3 separate regions of the Mus musculus genome follow, and regions 2 and 3 are each linked to region 1. A link is a loop called in an ENCODE intact Hi-C map of the cell type or tissue named here. Cell type or tissue: heart. All regions are shown on one strand.

Region 1 (4,000 bases):
TATTTATGGTAAAGTAGACTAGAGGGGAAGAGTAAAGTAGATGCAGAGGGGAGTGGGACTCCTACACATCTCACAAAGTAGCTTAACAAGTGATAGCTCATAAACAACCAGTAAGAAGGACACATGCTCCACTATGTTCATAGCAGCCTTATTTATAATAGCCAGAAGCTGGAAAGAACCCAGATGCCCCTCAACAGAGGAATGGATACAGAAAATGTGGTACATTTACACAATGGAGTACTACTCAGCTATTAAAAAATGAATTTATGAAATTCCTAGGCAAATGGATGGACCTGGAGGGCATCTTCCTGAGTGAGGTAACCCAATCACAAAGGAACTCACACAATATGTACTCACTGTTAAGTGGATATTAGCCCAAAAACTTAGGATACCAAAGATATAAGATACAATTTGCTAAACGCATGAAACTCAAGAAGAACGAAGACCAAAGTGTGGACACTGTGCCCCTTCTTAGAATTGGGAACAAAACATCCATGGAAGGAGTTGCAGATACAAAGTTTGGAGCTGTGACGAAAGGATGGACCATCTAGAGACTGTCATATCCAGGGATCCATCCCATAATCAGCTTCCAAACGCTGACACCATTGCATACACTAGCAAGATTTTGCTGAAAGGACCCAGATGTAGCTGTCTCTTGTGAGACTATGCCGGGGCCTAGCAAACACAGAAGTGGATGCTCACAGTCAGCTATTGAATGGATCACAGGGCCCCCAATGGAGGAGCTAGAGAAAGTACCCAAGGAACTAAAGGGAACTGCAACCCTATACGTGGAACAACATTATGAACTAAGCAGTACCCCGGAGCTCTTGTTCTAGCTGCATATGTATCAAAAGATGGCCTAGTCGGCCATCACTGGAAAGAGAGGCCCATTGGACTTGCAAACTTTATATGCCCCAGTACAGGGGAACCCCAGGGCCAAAAAGGGGGAGTGGGTGGGTAGGGGAGTGGGGGGTGGGTATGGGGAACTTTTGGGATAGCATTGAAAATGTAAACGAGGAAAATACCTAATAAAAAAATAAATTAAAAAAAGAAAGAAAGAAACTACCTGAAAGGTCTGTATTGCTCCAGGTAAAATAGAAAGGGGAGATTCCTATGCCTTACGGTTTTTCCCAATCTCATTTCTGTTCTCTTCATCTGTCAGCAAATATTTTATTTTAATTTAGACAGCAAGCCGACTAGTCAAGATACCATCAAAGTGACATGGTGGCTTCCATCTAGATTGAAGGCACTATGACGGTAACACAACCATCTGCCATCTACTTTCTGCCAATGGTGAGCTCAACTCCATGATGAAAATAAGTCTACTCTTCCACTAGGGCATGATTGTAGGGATCCGAAAATCTCAGATTAAATGTGGTCACTTACTTTAACTGTTTTAAATAAGTACTAGACCTCAACCCAAAGGAGAGTCCCTGGGTAGATTTCGGAGTGGCTAGAATCACAGTGGCTTCCTCCCAGATGGCTTCTAGAAAGAGATAGAGAGAGGGAATTTAACCACCATTCAACTTTTCTGTTAAAACCACACTGGGCCTGTCTCTCAGGGTTCCAGAGGACTGGGAGAAGGATGGGAGGAGCAGGTGTTTTAAAAGAAACCAAAGGTTGTCTGTCTCCAGGCTGAGAGCAGCTTCACATATCTCCGTAAAGAATGTGGTCTATGCTACTTCAGACAGTCTTCTCATTCAGTTTTCTAAGCGAGTTGGTCCCTTTCTTCCTGTGGCCCTTAATATGCATAGAGCAGAGACTTCCCTCTTAGAATCTTTTCTTGGGTCAGGTTTCATCATGAGTAGCATAAGTACTTTGACTTTAGGTTAGTAAGACAAATAGGTTTTGCTTGTTTTCTTTTGTTATTACTGGTTTTGTCTCTGTTCAAGTCTTTGGTGGTCCAGTGTTTTAACTTGCTTAAATAAAATCATACATCCCGTGTGGTCCCTTTTATTTTGTCTTAAACAGGTAGGCTGAAAATAGAGAAGAAAGGTAGAAATAATTATCATTCCAAAAATAAAAGTGCAAGATTCAATCTCAACTGGGGTAAAATTCATGAAGAATTACTTCGTCCAATTGTCAGTGATTAACTCCAGAACTGAGTGGTCACAACCCTGAGGCCTGGCTACCTGCATGTACAAACACGCGGAGGAGTAGGTAAGAGAGGTTTTCCTTTCTAGCATTTCAAAGAAAAGAGGAGAAACAAAAATACCAGTCTTGGGGTCCAGCCCCACCCACTGCCATTCCAGGATGCTGGAGAGACCCTGGCCATGCTCCCTGTTCCCTTCACAGTTTGGCTAGGAAAACACTGGCCCGGGATGAATCTCAGGATAATCTTCGAAATTGAAAGCATCATGGTGAGTCATGGAGGATTGCAGGAACAGATTCATTTTCTCAGCTGATTAAAAGAAGGAGAAAACAGGAAGTGCAAGGCTGTAAGCGCTCGGCCAAGTTTTAGTGAAAGCAGAAGATGTTGCTGTTTCCTGGACGGACGTGCCGTTTGTGCCTCAGAGAGCACGAAGCTGCCTTTGTGCTACTCTGTGAGTCATCACAGCAGTTGCAGATCACCAGATAGGAGGAACACAGTGTCCATTTCACGCTGGCTGTTTTTTTCCTCAGTGGAGTTGGTTCTTCTTTATTCTCCTGACACTTCAAGCTAAAGGTAGCTGCAGGTGACCTGTTACTTTTTGGAGATCTAATGGGGTTTGAGATGTCCTGCCATGTTTCCCTTTCCTGTTGTTCCACACTTGGTTGCTATAGAGACATATTTTGGATAATGACATGTGTCACTCCCTCTCTTACGTTCACTTAGAGCTTTAGGGTTCTTGTTATCTCTCGCCGATTTTAGCCACCAGCCTAACATAAACCGTTCACAGCACTGAGCAATGTGTGGGGGTTGTTGATTTTTATTCCAGTCATTGGAACAGTTAAGTGGAAGCTGCTGCTGCTCCTCAGGTGTTTCTGTTTGACCATGCGCTATCATGTCCTCAATGTGACTGGCAGATTTGTTTCCTCATGCTCTTTTAAGTAAAGTAAAGCATGAGACTGGCTGAAAGAACATATTTGAAAAACTGAGGCAGGGGATGCATCCTGCCTGTCACAGGCTATTTGGAGTCAGCCCCCAGGAAGCTCAGTAAGTCACACTTGAGTTGATTCTGTTTGGTTTGAAACATCTTGCATGTAGGCAGGACGTTTTCTATGAGTTAATTCACACTATATGTTTAAAACATTCTCTAAAGCATTTTCATTAAAATGACAAATTTTTGTGAATTTTTCCCCATTAAATGGACATTACTAACTTGAGAGTGTGGTGTATACTTGTGAGTTTAGAGTGATGGAATACAACATGTAGAATAGTTGAGAGCCAATTAATACACTGCATACTATCTTAGCTGATAATATTATACTGTTATCCCTCTAGCATTACCACTAAGCCACATGACCAGCTCATTTCTAGTTATTGATAACTATGTAACCCATGGGTTTTGGATGCCTGGGTTTAAATTAAGGCTTAAACTGGAATTATTGAGACAGTGTTCTCAAATCTCACATGAATATTTTTAAACCTGGAATGCTGTGGTGAGAAACTCTAAACTATATGGTAAATGTCAATAAACATTGAAAAACTTGGGAATGAAATATTCTGGGGAAAGAGTTATAAATCTTTATTGACTTTGTTCTAAATTAGAAACTCATTATGGATTTGAATGTAAACATATACTGTGAAGTTTCAGAGAAATTCTCTACTTTGTATAGTTTGTATAGAGACCCATGTCTCTCCATTATTATAATTCAGTCTCCTGCCATAAAAGTCCTTTGTTGAAGCCAGACATGGTGACTTAGATGCGCAATCCCATACTTGGGAGGTTGAGGTAGAAGATCATGAATTCCCGGTCAATTGGGGCTACAAAGTGGGTGGATACTGTGAGCTATATAACATGATGAGAGAGGGGTAGGATGAAAGAATGAGAAAGCACCTGAGAGGAGAGAGACAGAC
Region 2 (4,000 bases), 640 kb after region 1:
ATAATATATAACAGATAACATATAGCATATAATATAATATATGATATAATATATGACATGTGATATATAAAATAATATAAGTAATAATTAATATATTATATATAATATATTGATTATATATGATGTAGCATGTAGAATAGAATATAAAATACAGTGTTACTAGTAAGAGTTACTATAACTAATATAATAATATTAATTACATACATATGTTATATTAGACAAAGGACACTACAGTGAAAAATAACCTGAATGCATTTTTGTCTCTTTGAAATTCAATAGAAGTAGGTGTGAATATTCAGAGTTTGGAAACTCATTTGTGAAACAACATAAACAGGGGTGTCATAGATATTACTAGATCCTTCATTCTGTAGTTACTATAGTTCACAGCATGCTAAGCCAGTGAGAGAGAGGTATGAAAAGAGGAAATTGAGTCAATCAAAGAAACATAAAAACAAAAGAAAAATTGAAATAAAGGAAATTGTGGGGGGGGGCATGGAGAGAAACACTTATCACCAAGAAAACAGGATGGGCAGAAAAGAGGGATTCTGTTTGCTTCTTTTGAGATAGAGCCTTTCACTGACCTGGAACTTGGTGTGTAGGTTAGGGGCTGATGAACAGGCTCCAAGGATCTGCCTGAGGTTGTTAATATGACCCCAGGCCCTCACGTTTATAAAGAAAGCACTTTACCAACTCCTCATCCCCAGACAAAAGAAGGGCCAAAGAGTATGCTCGGTGATATGGGGCAGGAATGAGGCAGTTATGGAGATATGACTGAGTAACCTGACTTTATACTTTAAAGCACTATGTGTGTTACTCTTGTGTAGACATGCCATCTCCTAAGAAGATAAGTTCCCATTGTCCTTTAAGACAGCAACAAGCAATTCAGTAGCTTAGCATGGATTATTCTCACTAAAGTTTTAAAAATAAATATATATATATAATATATATTTTATATATATCTCACATATATATATATATATATGATATATAGTACACACATATACATTACACATACACACATACAAACAAATCTGCCTCCCAACTCTGCCATCTATGTAGGTATGTGTATGCTTGTTCATGAATATGCATATGGGTGAGTGTGTGCTATAAAGGATGTGGAGGTCAGCAAACAACCTTGAGTGTTGGTTCTCTGCTTGCCTCTTTTTGAGAGAGTCTCAAAATTTGGAGAATTTTCCTGTCTCTGCATCTCAACTCATTATAACAGTAATGAGAGACTGCAGACACAAACTATTGCATCTGCCTTTACTTGGTCAATAGAGATCTGAGCTCAGCTCCTCTGGATTGTTGGGCAAGCTCTTTGTGCACGGAGCTATCTCTCCAACTCTCAACCCTTACATACATGCTGCACAAATCCACAAATCCACAGTGCACTACTAGAGATCAGAGGGCAACCTAAAGGGGTAAGTTCTATTTTCCTACCACTGGGTCCCAGTAATCAAACCTAGGTTCAATTCCCACCACCAGCATGGTAGTTCACAATTACCGGTAACTCCAGGAATCTGCCCTGCTCTTGTAATCTTCACTGGTGCCAGGTTCACACATGGTGCACAAACACACGTAAAAGTGAACCATCATTACATGTAAAGTAAAATAATAATGAAAATAAACATTTTAAAGAAACGTTCTCCTTGTGCTGTGGTAAGATAATACAGGAAAACATATGACCATTTGTGACACCAGTTCTAGATGGTCCAGTGCCCTATAAGAGGTCCTAGATGGACCAGGCATGCCTATGATACACAGACATACATGCAGAGGGATTCAGGGGGTCAGAGTACACTCAAACACTTAAAATAAAATTTAAAGTACATACATATACATGAATACACATACACACATGCATACACATACACAAAGAGACAGACAGGGATATATAGAGAGAGACTTTGGGGGAGGTTAGTTGAACTAGAAACTATTCTGAGCAGGCAAAGGATAGAACATGAAGAAGAATCTTTTATATAATACCAGAATTTAAATTTTTCTTCGAAGATGCAATTAAACACAAGCACATCTCGAACATGGCATGGACAATGAATAAGGGTTACCCCAGAGGCAGGGGGATCCCTTTTGGAGAGCTATCATCTCACAGTAAGGAGGGAGCTGAGGGGACAAGTCAGTCACAAGTAGAGAAGCTATCTCCTGGGTTTCCCTGGAAGGTCTGAATGGGAGGCACAGACATGTTTGTATATAGACATTTGGAGCAAGTTGGGTTCAAGTTCCATTTCAGATACTGGGGTTGAGGTGCCGTGGGTTACCAGAGGCATTTCCAACATGCCTGGGCTTTTCTGCTTGGGAACTCACTGTATTGGGAAAATACTGAAAGAGATGCTTGGAAGTGTGTGTGTGAAGTAAGTGCAGAGAAACTCCCTGGAATCTACCAAGGATGACCCCAGAGACGACTCCTAGTAATGGGGGATACTGAGCCTGACACACTCTTTCTTTGGAAGAACCTTCCATTCCAGCTCAGGGTCGCGGGACAGGGGGGTCATAAGTCAGGTTCAGCCTCCCCGAGCTCATGGGAACCTCGGACTTGTCTGAAGAGTGCACTGCACTGGAAACTGGTTCGCTCCATTCACAACTGGCCACCACAGACATTCCTTATTACTGTTTGTCTGGAACCTTCCCCTGTAACTTAAATCATCGAACAGTCAGGGTCAAGTGTTAGTCTACATATTTCCAGAAATTTTGAGAATCTCACCTTTAGGGAAACGGTACTGTTAAATTTTTATACACTGAAAAAGTGTACTAAAATATATCACTAACAAACGCTTACTCTATTCAGAGAAATTTTGCCCATTTTAAGCTACAAATGCCTTGGGATCCAGCTACATCATTTCTGCAGCTAAGTATCAGCGGACAGTTTTGGCGCCCTCTGATGGCACACATGGGTAACTGCAACACTCCCTTGTTAAACCCATTAACTGCTTCATTTTTTTAAAGCCAGGATTAAAAATAAATTAAAAATTCTTTTAATTTAATATTCATAGAGTGAATTTCACTCAATTTTTAATAATATATTTTGCTAATGTTTTAAAACTGGATAAAACAATATGTATATGTCACAGAAATATAATAATGTAAACATTCTGGAAAAATAGCATATGGTGATAATTAATGATAATTGTATTTTTTCATTTATTCAAAAATGAGTAGAAACCAACTAATAGTATTTTATTTTATGTGTATGGGTGTTTTGCCTGTATGCATGTCCGTGTGCCATGTGCATTTAGTGCCCACAGAGGTGGGAAGAGGGCATCAGATACACTAGGGATGACGTCAGAGGATGGTGGGCTGTCATGTGGGTACTGGGAATTGAACCTGGGTCCTCTGAAAAACCAGCCAGTCCTCTTGGTCACTGAGCCACCTCTCCAGTCCTGCCCTGCCCTCTTTTAACTTCACAGTGTATTGTGAACTGTTTCTCTGTCTATAGTAAATGTATAATTAAATCACTTGTCAGTTTCTGGATAATTATCATTCAATGTTTGGGTATATATCACAATATAACAATGTTTATATGCATGCACTATAGAGCAAATAAGTCCAGCCTTTAAAAATATCAAATTTTAGAGTTTAGTGTCTGGGGAGATTGAGTTACCATGGTTTCTGAACTAAGTCTGTGTTGCCAGGCACTCTGGTGGAGTCAGCTTGTGAGGCAGAAATGCCAAAAAGCTGCTCGTGAGAAATGAATTTCTAGGACTCTCCTCCTGGATATTCTGGCGAAAGCCAACTCTCCAGTTTGGATCGGTTTGTCAGGCGAAAAGCCTGGAAGCTGTTTCACGAGGATAAGAGTCCAGGGAAATTTTCCTCCCTGAGTTATGGCATCTCTTTCCCTAACCCATTATATTTAAATTTCCACCACATTAATCTAGTGTATAGATTCACGTGCACTCTATATAGTATTACTTTATAGTAAATGCCTTTTAAGATTGTATTCTAACATAGCTAAAGCCTTTTTCCAGTGTTCTTAGATTCCAGATAG
Region 3 (4,000 bases), 310 kb after region 1:
TCTCTATTACTTTAATCATCTATCATCTAACAAGGAAAACTAACTTGGCTATTTATTTAAATACACTTATATAAATATTTTGCCTTAAGAGACAACTGCAGAGCTAAAATCCATACATTAAAAAAAATGCCACCCTAATGCTAGTAATGAATATGTGAGACTAGCAAACACTCATTTCAGATGCATTTGCTGCACCAGCTGGATTAAACACAAGTACCAAATGACCACTTGTTTTCTGATATTCAGATTTGCATAAATCCTAAATCCCTTGCATATATCCAGGCCATTCTGCTATCGCTGAGCAACTGCTGCCATGCCTAAGGTGGTAGGCAAGAATCCACAGACCTTTGAGTTCTGTGTCAAACATCATCAGAGTTGGGACAGGAATGTATGACATTTGTATTTGAGCTATCTTCAGTAAGAGATGGCCACAAGGTCTGGAAAGTTGACCTAATAAGAGTGAAATAGGCTATCTGTTAGAAAACGAACATCCAATGACCCTAAGTGTCAGGGATAAATCAGTGGGGATGTGGCACACAGAGCATCATCTCAAAGACGTTTTTGCACTAGCCAGCTAGGGACTTCTGGAAGCCAGTTATGTGCCGGATCTCCCAAGACCCAACAAATACTTAAAGTTTATATATTAATGTCTTGATTTTTAATTTGAGGCTCAAAAAAGTAAGTAAACAGTATAAATATATGTCATTCTCCCTAATTTCAATTGTATGAATCAGCAATATTGAGAATATTTCCTTGGACTAGAGACACAGTTCACTAGGTGGGTGCTGGTCTAGCTGAACAAAGTCCTCCGTATGATACCCAGCAGTGCATAAAATACAGGTGTGGAAGCACACACTAATAATCGCAGAACTTGGGAGGAGGTGAGGGGCAGTAGGATCAAGGTCATCTTTGGCTATGGGAGTCGGAAGCTACCCTGGATACATGAAACAAGGGCTTACAGAGAAGGCTCAGTAAATTAAAGAGTACAAGACCCAGGTTTGATCTCAGCACCCACATAGCAGCTCACAGTAGTCTGTAACTCCAGTTCTAAGAGCTTAAATGGCCTCGCCTGGCTTCTGCAGGTACCAAACATGCATATGGTACACAGACCTACATCCAAATAAAACACTCAAACACATAAAGTAAAATGCTTAAATAAATAAATAAATAGATTGATAGATGAACAAGAGCCCCTGAAACAGCCACACTGTTGTACAACAGAATTCTAGAACTATCTCAGCATGGTGACCTGGAACCTAAAATGCATTAAAAACAACTGGAGTTTCCCAGTGCCTCCAGACCGCCTCTGCCAACCAGCCACTGTCTGCGTTTACCAATCTGACTGCTTTAGATACTTGGATTTACCTACCTACCTTCCTTCCTTCCTTCCTTCCTTCCTTCCTTCCTTCCTTCCTTCCTTCCTTCCTTCCTTTTTAAATATAGTACTCAGGATAAAACCTAGAGCCCTGAGCATGCTAAGCAAGAAGTCTACCACTAAGTTACAACCCTAGCCCCACATACCCGATGAAACTTATGACGCTTATGGTTACCTAAAATACTTCCAAGTTTCAAGAATTCCAAAGTCAACTGAGTGAAATAGATAGGTGTGTTAGCAGCATTCAAGCCAAAGGCAAGGTGTATGGCTCAAGTGCACGATTCAAACACAAACAAACAAACAAACAAAAAAGGCTAAAGCCTTAAAATATGCTTTACAGGAAATTCTTACCATCCCAGATTGATGCAAAAACCACATGAGGTAGTCTTCCTGAATGTCCACAAGACTAGAAATCTCAGGGATATAAAACTTATCGTATTCCACATGCTTCACCTTAAGATTTACCTGGTGAAGAACAAAGAAGAAGAACTAAAACCCAAGAATTGGAAAATCTCCGAGAGAAAGCCCCGGCAGAATCCTGCATCCCTCCACACCCTCACTCTCCATCCCCCAGGGATACCTTGTACAACTTCTCCAGAAGCTTGAGGGTTGCAGTCATGTAGTTGTTAAACAGTACCGGGATTAGGAATGTCTTCCTTCCCCTTAGGAGGTAAAGGACGGCACCTTTATACAGGGTTACCAGCTTCATGAAATATTTGGGGCATGCCTGAGACCACCAGTTATCTTAAGAAAGGAAGAGAGAAAGACATGTCTTAGCACATAACCCTGGACAAGTGTTCTTAGGTTGTCTTCCTGCTAGCTACAATTCCTGTGGCTAGAAGATAAATATTAGTCTATAATGCAGCTTCCCAAAAATGGTTTTTCAAAGGAGTCATTAAAACATGTGTGAATGGTGGCTCACAACCATCTGTAATGGGGATCTGATGCCCTCTTCTGGTGTGTCTGAAGACAGCATTAGTATGTGCACATACATGAAACAAATAAATAAATCTTAAAAAAAAAGTGTGGAGAAACAGCTATACAAGAGGCTCTAAAATTTTTAACTCCTCCTCTCTCTCCCTCTCTCTCCCCTGCCTCTTTCTTTCTTAAAAGGTTTGATGTTGTTGGAGTTTTCGGGTTTTTTTTTTCCTCAGACTCATGCTGAAGGCTAATCTGAAAACATTTACTTCCAAGGATATGTGAGGACCAGACACATCCTCCGGCGGGATGCAGAATGCACCTACTGCAGTAGTATTTGTGTACCCTCAACCTTTCAAGACTGATCTCAGCTACTACGGAATTTTGTACAAGGGACACTTCATACTTAGAGGATGTGGGAAAACATTCCTTCCTGTTATGAGGCATAATTAGTTTAAGAAGTTGATTGTGTTTATTCTCTCCGAGTAGTACCTTTCTATTCAAGCAGGATTATGTCACTGTATCTTCATAAATGATCTCAGCCATACTGAAATCTGTATGGTTTCCTTGTTTAAAATATTTCACTAAAAATTAAAGTGGGAGGGCTGCCGGAGAGCTGGCTCAATGGCCAAGAGCACTGACTATTCTTCCTGAGGTCCCAGGTTCAATTCCTACCACATACACTCATGCTCTCCACCATCTGAAACTCCATTTCTCAAGGATCTGATGCCCTCTTCTGGCCTCCATGGCACCAGAAACGCATATGGTACACCGACATACATGCAGGCAAAATATCCATATACATAAAAGAAACCTTAAAAAAAAAATCACAGTGGGAGAAACATCAAATAAAAAGGACAAACTCTTGAGAGCTGCTGCATTCGTGTGAGGTTTGCTCTTCAATCTGAACAGTCAGATGTCAGAAAAAAATCTAATTATAAAACTGAATAATCCCGTTCTGTTTTGTGCTATCTGGCCTAGGAAATTTTTAAAAATTAAAATGCCAAAAATTTAAAAGTCTGATAAAATGTCTCTCAAAACAGCCTTTGCTCTATTTTACACCTATTAGAAACACCTAAGAAAACATGCTCTAAACAGTCCCTGATGCTGGGAAGTAGCAAGTGTTAACACATTACTAATGTGGTCATCATTACATTTGTGTGAAGGCAGAAGCAATGGAAAAGCCAGAAGCAGGTCAATTCGCTTAAGGGAAAACCACGCTGTAGTGACACTCAGGCCACCTGAACCAAGTCAAAGGAACACCTGGAAAAATTACCAATGGAGGGGATAAAAGTCAAAAGCCAGGGGACAGGGTTCTGCACCAGATTACTAAAAAAAGCCTTGGGCGCTATTCCAACAGAGACCTTCTCCAGCCCGCTGAGGAACAGAAGGTTCCTATCTCAGCAAAGTGTCCAGAGCCTGCAAAAATCAGTGTGGACTCAACTGTCCTAAAAAAGAAAAAGAAAACAAACATTCCGTAAGTCCTCACTGGGTCAACCTGTCCCCCCTTGCATGGAGATCTCTGCATCACAAAAGCTGTTCATTTGGCTCCCACCCGCTAACATCAGCACTGGAGATGGATAGACAGAAAGATACTAATATTTGAGGCATTGCAACTGCAAGCAAATGTGGAAGAAGAAGAAAAAAAAACAGATTAAAGTTGAATAACCTAACTTTATGACTATCTCAAAATTGGGATTAATCTCC

Evidence for each region. A loop is a pair of places that touch in the nucleus more often than their neighbours do. Peaks named below come from ENCODE experiments on the same cell type or tissue, not always from the same donor. Only the 100,000 strongest peaks of a DNase experiment are listed, where the experiment ranks them.
Region 2: a loop joins it to region 1, with 7 times the contacts of the local background. A loop is called at or near these places in 5 of 42 quality-filtered maps.
Region 3: a loop joins it to region 1, with 4 times the contacts of the local background. A loop is called at or near these places in 8 of 42 quality-filtered maps.

Annotation. Positions count from the first base shown.
Region 1 is chr6:59,183,980-59,187,979 of GRCm38, reverse strand. No RefSeq gene overlaps it. Among named protein-coding and RNA genes, the nearest start is that of Tigd2, 23 kb to the left of the region's middle. In heart, no CTCF peak of the experiment used is centred here; a DNase peak (open chromatin) is centred at 2,469.
Region 2 is chr6:58,545,892-58,549,891 of GRCm38, reverse strand. The region is part of intron 2 of Gm45943 (a long non-coding RNA gene); the gene reads left to right. Among named protein-coding and RNA genes, the nearest start is that of Gm35077, 14 kb to the right of the region's middle. In heart, no CTCF peak of the experiment used is centred here; no DNase peak of the experiment used is centred here.
Region 3 is chr6:58,874,608-58,878,607 of GRCm38, reverse strand. Herc3 (hect domain and RLD 3) reads right to left here. Exons shown (of 26, transcript NM_001361966.1): 15 at 1,956-2,119; 16 at 1,727-1,840. Among named protein-coding and RNA genes, the nearest start is that of Nap1l5, 31 kb to the left of the region's middle. In heart, CTCF peaks have their summits at 2,350 (motif pointing left) and 3,040 (motif pointing left); no DNase peak of the experiment used is centred here.